2 separate regions of the Mus musculus genome follow, and region 1 is linked to region 2. The links are chromatin loops, found by intact Hi-C in ENCODE. Cell type or tissue: gastrocnemius. All regions are shown on one strand. Links, peaks and the distances in the headings refer to the core of each region. The heading gives the core; the rest is flanking DNA. Region 1 overlaps Ryk (receptor-like tyrosine kinase). Region 2 has its middle 11 kb from the start of Anapc13.

Region 1 (5,379 bases), core at 318-5,317, 230 kb after region 2:
TTATCACTTGATTCTGAGATACAGTCAGACTTCAGAAGGAAGGCTGTCTCTCTCAGTTTCTAACACTCTGTCAGAATCTCTGTTTGGGCTGTTTGAGCTCTTGCCAGAAGATGAACTGTTGGCTTCCGAGATCTCCAGACTCGCCAGTGTATCACTTGAACACTGCAGGCATTTTAACATCAGTGTTCCCACATCAGAGCTTTTGCTGGTAGAGTTCTCCAGTGTTTACGTGACTGGTCTTGCCAAAGATTTCAGTTCCCTCAGCGGCTGGAGCTGTGTGTGTCTTTTCTTAACATCTATGTCACGCGCGCCTCGCTGAGTGGTTGAGAATGTGTTAATTGTATTTTAAGATGGGAGGAGAACTCTGGTATTGATTCTCTCACAAGAGTAGACGACTAGGCGGTCTTAACAGATAATTAGTTTCTTGTATGTTCCAGAACATTCCCCAGTGTTCAAGAAGAAACTTGCAACTGTGTCTGCTAAGTGTCAGTAGATATGCTAGACAGCCAAAAGGCAGAGGCTCAGTAGGATGTGGCAGAGGACTCCACCACCCACTCCCTTGGTCTCCGTCCAGGAGATTCTGCGGGGAGCTTGTCAGAGCTCCAGCAGCTGCCTCTGGGGGCCAGCCTGCTGTGTCCCAGTGGAGTGAAGTAGCTGTGAGAAAGGCAGTTCTGGCAATTTCAGAGAAATTAAAAGGCCGTTGACTGTAGGCGAGCACATTCACTTTAGATGTGTTCCAGAAGGGGACTGCTTTATTCGTCGTCTGCCTATTCACACAGCCATGCGTTCCAAGTAAGGAAAAATACCAAACATGTTGATTTTTTAGCTTATTCAAATATTTATATTTTCTCTAGTTACTTTTCTGAAGTATTTTGGCTCATTTATTTTCTGATAAACAGCTGCTGCACAGATTTGCTTTGGGGTGGGGGGCAGGGTAAGGCTGGGGTGCACTTTCTAAATAGATCTCTTTCTTCCAAGGTGATTGACAAACGGCATTCCTTACAGATCAGTACACACCAAAGTAGAGACAATTGTATTCCAGTGATTGGCACTTTCTTCTCTGACTCCAAAAACTACATTAAAAAAAAAAACCAAAAAACAAAAAAACCCAGCTGTCCTCAGTACACCAGTGTGAGGGGGGAACTGCCTTCTGATGCTTCCGTGTTCATTCATCCGTCCAAAGGAAGTCTTAGGCAAAGGGCAGGCTTCCATGCTTCTTGTTGTGGGTTCCTCTGGGCCACTGCTGATTCTCTCAGTCCTTCCCTCAGCCACCTCTGCCTGTGCTCTGCTCCTTGTTTTGCCGCCACTTGCAACATCATTTCCTCCCTTTCTCCCTCTCCCGTGCTTAGACTGAGATGGCCCTGCCACTCCTCTTGCCGCTCTCCCTCAGCTCTGCCGTCAGAGCCCTCTCTTTGCTTTCCTGGCTTTGGTCCCCGGACAGCTATTCCTCTGCTTATAGCCAGAACTTTGTAAAGGAGACCGAAAGGTTAGAGCAGATGTCCAAGAGGGGCACTGAGGGGTAAGGAGCTTCTGGAAGAGCATTGATGCCATGGACAGACAGAGTCAGCAAGATGACGTGGGCCTCAAGCACAGCTCAGGCCCTGGCACTAGAAACGGACGGCCTGGCAGGGTGTCTGGGGAGAGGCATCGAGCCCATGTGATAGAAGTGGGGTCTTTGATTCCCTGGCAGGAGGCAGAGACAGGAGGGGGAGCTGGATCAAGTAACTCACTTCCCAGGTGAGAAATCCTGGCTCCAGGATGTCTGTTAGCTAGGAACACACACTGTCCCAGTGGGGTGCCTGCCTACCTATGAGAGGAGGCTCCCCCATGTATGTAGGAACCCACAGACAGTATCCCAGTGAGGCGCCTGTGTTGATCTGTGAGAGGAGCTTGGCAATCAGGTAAGCTCAACTCTGTCTGGTAACCCTACAGCTTCAGCCTTTGAGGTTACCAGATGGGTATGCCTAGTAGGTAGTTGGAGGAAAAGGAGAGGGAGAGACAAGTTGAAATGTTTATCCTTGGGACTGGAGTGCAGAGGGTTAATGTTCTGATAGGTCAGCCTGATGCAGAAAGGAATAAGAGTTCTTCCTGGAAGTGAAGAAGCCGAGCAGGTAGCGTGTGGTGCACCAGCGAGGAGCACGGGTGAGGTTGAAGAGGAGCAGCCATTGAGCACAGGTCTGGGGGGTCATCATGTGTATCATCTCCTCAGCAAGCTGAGCCAAGGGCCATGGGGTTGCAGGCACTGCCATCCAAGTGTGAAGAAGAAGGAGTGAACCAGCTGAAGGTGTCAGAATGACTGTGTCAGTGATGTCCCTGCTGGGGCACAGGCTGGGGCACAGGCGGTGGGAACATGAAACCCGGCATCCTGGCTGTGCTGGGAAGGAAGGAAGTAGTTTAATTAACCACTGCTTTCCCCCCTCTACTAGCGCAGCCCTCGGCTCATAAACATGCCTCATAAATGTTGTCCGACTTAGAGTAGTGAGCACAAAGAACTGCTTTTACAGGGACCAGAGGTGGGTGGTCAGAGGCAGTGCTGGCATCTTGGATGGAATGGACGGTATTTTTGTATCTGTTTTGGACATAGAGAAGTTGAGTGCTATGTCAGAACGAACACTGAATTTCAGAGTTAACAGAAAGATGGGAGGAGACGGAATGAGCCAGCCTTCGAAACCTGTGTAGAGTCTTGTGTGTGACATGTGAGTGGCCCGAGACATGCACTGAGTAGAAGAGAGCTTCAGAGTAGAGGGGCTGATTTCACGCAGGACGTCTAGAGAGGGCCTTAGAGCCTGACAGGGATACTGACCACATGTGCAGACCCAGTGCTCAGGTCTAGAAAGTAGACATGAGCAAGAAGAGGAGGAGCCTGAGGGGAAAGCCACACTGAGGGAGATCATGAGGGAGATGAGAGTATGAGAGGCTGTGCAGCCAGTGGGGTTCCTCACATCAGGAACAAAACCGATCCCACCAGTGCTGACAGCTCAGGAGGGTTTGCTGCAAACCCCTGGGGTTGGCAGGAGGCTGATGACCACAAAGGAGTGCAGCTTGACAGTGGGAGAGGCTGCTGAGGCCCCGGGGTCCCGAGCCAGTGTCACGGGCCTGTTGTGTCATCAGCTTGGAAAAGTTGCTCATTTGTGCAGGTCACGTGGCCTCCTGGTTCTAGATCCCATGCTGATCTGTCTCAGGCACCACCCCCCCCCCCCCCCCAAGCTATGGCCTCGTGCAGAGATAACAGCCATACCTTACAGTCAGTGCATCCTCTTGAGGTTTTAGTGCTGGGAAGCCCAGGGTACCTTAGTGATGGCTCTCTAGCGCCCCTTGGTGGCAGCCATGGCGATGTGATGAGCTGAGAGATTGAATGCTTCCTTCCAGACTGTTGATTTTAAGGGAAAGGGTGGTTCAGTTCCAGGTACCAAATGGACAGTAGCCTTCAGGTTGAATTTCTGTCTGGCTGAAAAGTCCTAGTATGATTTCAGTTTTATTATTTTTATTTATTTATTTTTGAGACGGGGTCTCACTTTGTAGCCCAGGTTGATCCTGAACTCACTATATAAACCACACTGGCCTCAAACTCACAGAGATCCACCTACTGCTCACGGCTGACTGCTAGAATTAAAGGACTGCTCTTGGAATCTTTTTGGGAGTGGATTTTTATTCCACCCATGAATAGCTCTCATACTGCTTAGTTAATGAACTTACTAATGAAGTCTTTTTCTGTTGTCAGGGGTATAATGTTTTATCTCTCTTCATTTTGCAGGTTGAATATAAGCTGGGATTCCAAGTAGACAACTTTGTGGCTATGGGCATGCCCCAGGTCAATATTTCTGCTCAAGGGGAGGTCCCACGCACTTTATCAGGTGAGCCAGGAAAGACGGACTTAGCATACTGCTTTCAGCTGCCTCCATCCTATCCCTACAAGGATAGTTCACTGAGTACCGGGCCCTCCCACATCAATCATTAATCAAGAGAGTGCCCCACAGACAAACTCAAAGGTCCCAGGGGGTTGGGAGGCAGGGGTTGGGGAAGTAGACGTGTAATTATTATTGTCATCTTTATTGTCTATTTATTTTTAAAGAATGTTGTAGGGCTTTTCCTGGCAGTTTTATTCACAATTATTATTGGCACAAGTTCAGCTAGGCTTTAAGCAGAGCTGGGAGGCAAGTTAATTTTTGGGGGTCAGCAAGAGTTTCAGAAATATCAAAGTCTCTGATCCACTACTCATAGATGGTGAAATATCTTTGAAATTTGTAAGAAAGGAATCATAAATTAAAAAGGCAAAATGTTCTAAAATCTACGACTTTGTCATTAACATTCCTAGATATACCTTTAGAAGCTAATCCTATTTAGAAGGGCAGTGTTGTTTTTAATTCATAGCCAAGAACATGTTAGCTTTGTTTATAGGTTTATTATAATTTCCCCCAGTAACAATGTCTTTATTTCCTAGAGGTACTGCTTTTGAATGGTACAATTTTTATTTTATTTTATTTTTTAAAGATTTATTTATTTACTTATTGATTCATTTATTTTATGTATATGAGTACACTGTTACTATCTTCAGCCACACCAGAAGAGGGCATCGGATCCCATTACAGATGGTTGTGAGCCACCATGTGGTTGTTGGGAATTGAACTCAGGACCTCCGGAAGGACAGTCAGTGCTCTTAACCACTGAGCCATCTCTCCAGCCCTGATACGGTTTTTAAATGTGGTTACTAAATACACATATGACATAAACATTCTCCACAGGGAGTACTTCTAAACATGTCATGCACCTGTCTGCTCATACTATGGATATAGTTGTTATTGGTGGTGTGCTGACGTGTATTTTTGGCCATCTGTTATGGTGTGGCTTCAAGCCCAACAGGAACTCTCTGGCACCCAGTTCAGTGCAGCTTTGGTTTCCCTACATTTTCTTAGCCAGACAGCAGGAAAGGCTTTCCCTCCTTGGGATTCGATGATGGCATGCTTTATTCCGGGTAGCTCATGTCTGCCCTGCAGGCCGCAGTCCACACGGTGTGGTCAGCACTGCCTTCTTGACATTCATACCCTTCACGTTGCTAGGAGCGATACACAGGTGCATTTGGTGCTGCAGAGTCTTTCCTTCCGTGGTGTAGTTTTGTTACCGTTGCTGGGGAGACTGGTAAGCTCAGCAGTTTGCCTCGTGATTCCTGAGATTCAGTGCATTGGAAAGCAGAACATAGACAACAAACTGATATTAAAAACAAAGTCACAAGGAAGGCTCGGAAGTAACTATCCCTTCATCTGTGTCCTGTGCTCTGCTTCAGTCCTCTGGATCTGCAGTGAAGGAAATGCAGGTGTCCAGAGCGGTGGTGACAGGGTCTCCGGAAGCTCCTGTCTGATCCGCTTATTTAGATGCGCTTCT
Region 2 (5,379 bases), core at 192-5,191:
TGTCAAAGTTTAATACTGCCCAGCTACTTTGGCACGAGTAGTTGAGAATACAAGCAGGAAAGGCAGCAGAAACCAGGCATGAAGAGAGCCACAGACTCGCATTCCCATGCCTGAGACGTGTTCTGAGTGACGTTAGCCTGTAGGTGCCTATGCCCCGAGCAGATACTCCACTCTCTGATAACTGGCATTCTTAAGATTCCCAAGCTACTTTTAGACATTGCATAAATGTACAGATTTAAAAGTTATCTCTGAAGAATTAGGGGATGGCTTAGTCAGGACCTAAGTTTGATCCCAACTCCAGTAAAAATTGGGCTTCGTGCCATGGTAGTGTGTGCTTGTAATCCTGCTTAGCTGTTAGTCACCTCTGCTCTCCGTCTGTGGTTATTGCCTTTGCACCACTGGAGAGGTTCTCTGCGTGAATGGAATACTCCTTTTATTCAGAATAATAATGGCATCTCATACCTCAGAGCCCCCTCAAATATAAAACACTGTGAAGCCAGTAGTCAGTACAATATTTATACAAAAATTTGTCAGCGGTGGAAAGATGGCTCAAGTGGTTAAGAGCACTTCCTGCTCGTTCTTGGCACCCACATACCAGCTCATACCTGTCTGTGACTCCAGTTCCAGGGGGTTCCTTACCCTCTTCTGGCCTCTGGGGGGGCTGCACACATGAGATGCATATGCATACATAATAGGCAAGACACTCATAAAAATAAATTTTTAGAATTTCTAAAGACTCCACGGCATCAAGCCTTGGGGATAGAAGTACTGCTATAAAATGTCAGTTATTGGCTCTCCCTTCCAGCCGTCTCCCCGAGACAGTATAAGCACAGAACTCCAGAGGACGTGTATCTTTGGCAGCCAGTATACAGAGAACGGGTGAAAAAAAAAAAACAGGGAAAGGGACATCCAAGAAGTACAGCATAGTAGATTCCAGTAGATGTCATTCACTTTAAAGAAAGTGTGGCATTTCTTGTACCTGCCTTGGCTTTCTGAACAAACACCTGACATACAAGTGGCCAGGGAAAACAGTGAGGGGTGAATGTTGACCACCGAGCAAGAGATGACACAAAGCTTCAAAGTGGAACTGGTGTTGCCAGCAAGAAACCTGGGTGGTCTAGGGGCTTCTCCACATCTCCCGAGTCATCGAAAGACTTAATCAGAGCTGGGGACTGCCTGATCTGTTTGGTTTGGTTTGCTTTTTGTTTGTTTGTTTCATTTTGTTTTGTTTTGTTCCAAGACTTTCTTTGTATAAACCCTGGCTGTCCTGGAACTAACTCTGCAGACCAGGCTGCCCTGGAACTCACAGAGATCGCCTGCCTCTGCCTCCCAAGTGCTAGGATTAAAGGTGTGAGACACCACCATCCAGCTTTTATTTGTTGTTTTTGTTGTGTTGTTGTCGTCGTCGTCGTTTATTTGTTTTTTAATGCAAGTCACCCCAGTAGATGGATTTCAGTTAAGACAGGAAATGTAAAAGACAAAAGAGCTTTACACTGAAAAAGATGATGGTGGCTTGGACTGTGGAGGCGAAGGTGGAAGTAGAGGAGGTCGAGATAGCTTTTCCTGGTGGACTTGTCCAGGCTTACCCACTGCACAGTATTCCCTGCAGTGAGATCCCTGGATTGTACGTGTATGGTTCTAAAGAGACTCACATGCAGTGTAAGCCTTGTCTTATAACCCAGAACTGAATTCTCTTGAGCCAGACACAGGCCTGCAGATACAATCTCTGTCCCTGAGAAACATCCAGAGGCCAGGAGCTGCCCATCATCTGAAGCCCATCTTAGACCCACCCCTTCATGGTATCGCAACAATGGCAGCTGGGGTGGATGGAACACTTCCATGGCTCAAGCCCTGCCTTTTCTTTTTAGCTGGATGTCATTGTCCTTTGAATAGGAGATAACAGCTTAAAATTTAATGTTAGCTTGTCAAAAGTTAAGAGACTTATAAAAGTCACTCAAATAGTAAGGGCTTTCCAACCTAGACTGTCACAGCTCAAAACCCATGTCGTTGCCAAAAGCCACATCAATGCCCTAGAAAATCCCACCAGAATTCTCAAATTTTTCATGTTTTTCTAATTTATAGAACAGAGACAGAATTGACAACATTCTTATTAGGGGACCTGAGATACATAAAACAGTAAATATTACTGTTTAGTTACCAAAATAAGATAATTGCTACCAAAAGAAAAAAAATCATGGTTTCACTCATTTTCAGTTTGTCATCAGTGCCCCTTTATCACCAGCAGGGGCCGCTCAACTCCTTTTTAAAAATTTGTGTCTGGTTCCTAAGCCGTCCTGTAGTCCTTCAGTGAACCAACCCAACGGAAGCTGCAAGTCCTGAGGTGCTGGCCCAGAAGGGCAGCTGGGACTCAGATGATGGACACCCCCAACCTGCCTCGGCCTCTGAGCCAACCAGCTCTGGTTCCATGAGTGTGCACTCTCAGAAGCATTCATTCAGATGAATGCTTCACCCTCTGATCTTGAGTCTTTCAATTGCTTGTTAAAAGGACCCAGGTTTTCATCTTGCAATGGCTTCCAACTGTAGCTAGCTAATCCATGGCAGCCATCAGTCAGAGCGCTCCATGTTGACTGGAGAGTGACTCAAATGTCACTACATTGGCAGGGTGGGCATTGAAGGTTCTATATCAGCAGACTTTAAAGCACAAGAAAAGCAGGCAGGTCCCAGAGAAGCAGAGTGGAGAGCTAGGGCCAGCATCTTTGCTGTCACAGGGGGCTTGGGGGTCCTCTCAAGATCTCCCAAGGTGGTAGCTGAATGAACTCAGGAAGACTTGCCTGATTGACCGTGGGGTGAGGGGCAGGTACAGAGATTCTGTAAGCCCAGCAAGACAGGTGAGTGGACAGCTAAGAGCACTTGAGGCAAGGTAATCAATCATGTGACTCCGGGGCACGTCCTTACTGCAGTTTTTCCAGGCTCTTAGCCAATGACTATGTAACCTTCTGTAGCCCTGTCTCAGAGTAGACCCTTTGACCCAAATAAGGTAAGAAAAGCACGATGACAGCTGGGGACAGTGTTCAACTCCTCTGCCTATGACTGGTAGGTCAGTAGTATAAAGACTGTCTGCCTATTTTTCTTTGGGTTGTTTTCTCAGTTGGCTAAACGTATGCAAAAACTATTTTTGTGACTCAAATTTGGCCAAATCGTAGCAGTTTCCTTTGTTTTCAGCTAATGCTGTTCTGGGAGTTGATCGTCCATATGCAGAAAAATATGCACGCACGCACACTCATTAGCTGGATTTGCTGGGGGCGGGAGAAGGGGACAAAGGGGTGGAGAGCTCAAAAATACCAAATGACTGGAGAGGAAATGAGAGAGGGTGATGTAAAAGCCCATCCCTGTCTTCCCTGGTGACTCAGGCCCCCTTTATAGAGATGCCACCACCCGAGGGCAAAAAAGACTTTCCTCCACCCATACTCTGGTCTTGCCTTGGCTCTTCTGGCAGTTCTGTCCCCAGCTTCCACTCCACCTGCCTTCCAAATGCTACTCATTAAGTGGCAGCCGTGCTGGCCCTGGAGGACTTTCTGCCAAATCGCCAGTGAGCTTGCCCTTGACTGAGACCCCTCATGGTCTGATCCATCTTCTTTCAAGGCTCTGGTGTTCCCAGCCTCTCTCCTCCCAGACTCTAGTCTCACGGTTGTGATGATTTTAGGAGATGTACCTACCCTCCATCCATCCCGCTCTCACCCGGGCTACCCCAGAGCTGGGAAGGTCAGGGACTTGTGCAAGTACAGGGCACCAAGGCACCTGAGCCTTGGGCTGGGTTCAGGGCACTCATGGCAGAAGCAGATAGGGCTGGTCCCTACCCCCTGGGCTTTTCACTTTGTATCCTCAATCAATCAGCCATCTCTCCGTGACCTGTTTTGTTTTGTTTTTTTCTGTCGCTTGCTTCTTTTATTTATTGTAATACTAGCATTTATCTTCTTATCTAGAAGCATTCAACTTCTTCCCCTCTCTGCTTTCATTTTGCAAAGTCTCTGAAATAATACATTTTGTTGTTGTTGTTGTTGTTGTTTTGTTTTGTTTTGTTTTTTCAAGACAGGGTTTCTCTGTGTAGCCCTGGCTGTCCTGGAACTCACTCTGTAGACCAGGCTGGCCTCAAACTCAGAAATCCGCCTGCCTCTGCCTCCCGAGTGGAAACAATACATTTTATATCAAATTCACAGCTCATTTGTCTCCCTTAATAGTTGCTCATCTAACATTATATATGCATAAAATGTATGCACGGTAACTATATGCACAGACCTTGAAACCAAAGGACTCGAGTTCAAAACCCAAAGCCAAGCAACACTCCAGCTGCGCATCCCCTCACAGGCGATATTACCTTGCTAAGCCCAGGTCTCTGTGAAGCGAAGGTTGACAACACTACTATATCATACGAGTCTCAGGTTAAATGGGGCAGTGCAGGTGATGGGTTTGGACAGATTGGGACCCATGGCAAATACCTGAAACCTGAGCTATTGCTTCTTATTAATATAATGCAGCAGGCACTTCAAAGGCATCCGATATTAAGCTCGTCCAGATTTTGGAGATGGCGAGGTTCAGCAGCAACGACTTAGAAGGCAGAAGACCTGGGTTTGAGCTCTCTCTTAAGGAAACTGTGCTGGGGGTTGAACCCAGGACCTTCCATTATGCTCAGCAAGACTATATGGCTGAGCTCCAGCTCCAGCCTGAAAAGCCTCTGGTTTTAAGATCTAATTGACCCCTTGCTGACCTCGGGACCAGGAGGAGTCTGCCAACTTCTCTCAGCCTTCTGGAATCAAAGAGTAAAAATGCATTCAAAACTCCACTGTCGCTTAAAGAATGATAAACATTTAAGTTAAGCATCCAGATTTTATTTCCTGCATAAATGTTCTGAAATTCATGTTTTAACAGCGCTGGATGTGTGTGCTAAGCTGATAGGTGCTTGTGCGGGCATAGCTGACTATGATTTGCATAAATATGTTTTCTGCAGTCTGGAAGGAAAGACAACAAACCTACTGGCAAGGGTCACCTCCAGGGACAAGATTTGACAGGCTGAGGAAGGAAATTCCACAGCTATCCTTCAGAAAAAAGTCGTAGCTCTTTGGGTAATTTTTTTTCAGATAATCATATAAATGCTGCAAAATTTAGAAAAGTATTGTTTATTTTCATAAAAAACAAAACCAAAAACTCTTCTCACTGTTCTTGAAAGAAGTTCTGGGACATGGGTCAAAACTCTTATCTGTAGTCAGTAACTTCCGAGCAAGCGTCAGATCCACACAAAGCACTCTGGGAAATGCACGTATAGCTCTGAAGGTGGGGTTCGTGCCTGATAGTGCAGTGTGTGAGGCCACGTAAGTCACTCACATAGAAGAGCACAACGTGGAATGTGTGCAGCACACAGCT

Evidence for each region. A loop is a pair of places that touch in the nucleus more often than their neighbours do. Peaks named below come from ENCODE experiments on the same cell type or tissue, not always from the same donor. Only the 100,000 strongest peaks of a DNase experiment are listed, where the experiment ranks them.
Region 1: it touches region 2 in a loop (8-fold over the local background); 40 of 42 quality-filtered maps call a loop at or near these places.

What each region holds. Positions count from the first base shown.
Region 1 is chr9:102,863,801-102,869,179 of GRCm38, forward strand. Ryk (receptor-like tyrosine kinase) reads left to right here. Exons shown (of 15, transcript NM_013649.3): 3 at 3,755-3,854. Among named protein-coding and RNA genes, the nearest start is that of Ryk, 32 kb to the left of the region's middle. In gastrocnemius, for the core only: a CTCF peak has its summit at 3,336 (motif pointing left); DNase peaks (open chromatin) are centred at 587, 1,650 and 3,306; H3K27ac peaks cover 2,752 bases.
Region 2 is chr9:102,634,437-102,639,815 of GRCm38, forward strand. No RefSeq gene overlaps it. Among named protein-coding and RNA genes, the nearest start is that of Anapc13, 11 kb to the left of the region's middle. In gastrocnemius, for the core only: a CTCF peak has its summit at 2,232 (motif pointing right); a DNase peak (open chromatin) is centred at 2,305; H3K27ac peaks cover 279 bases.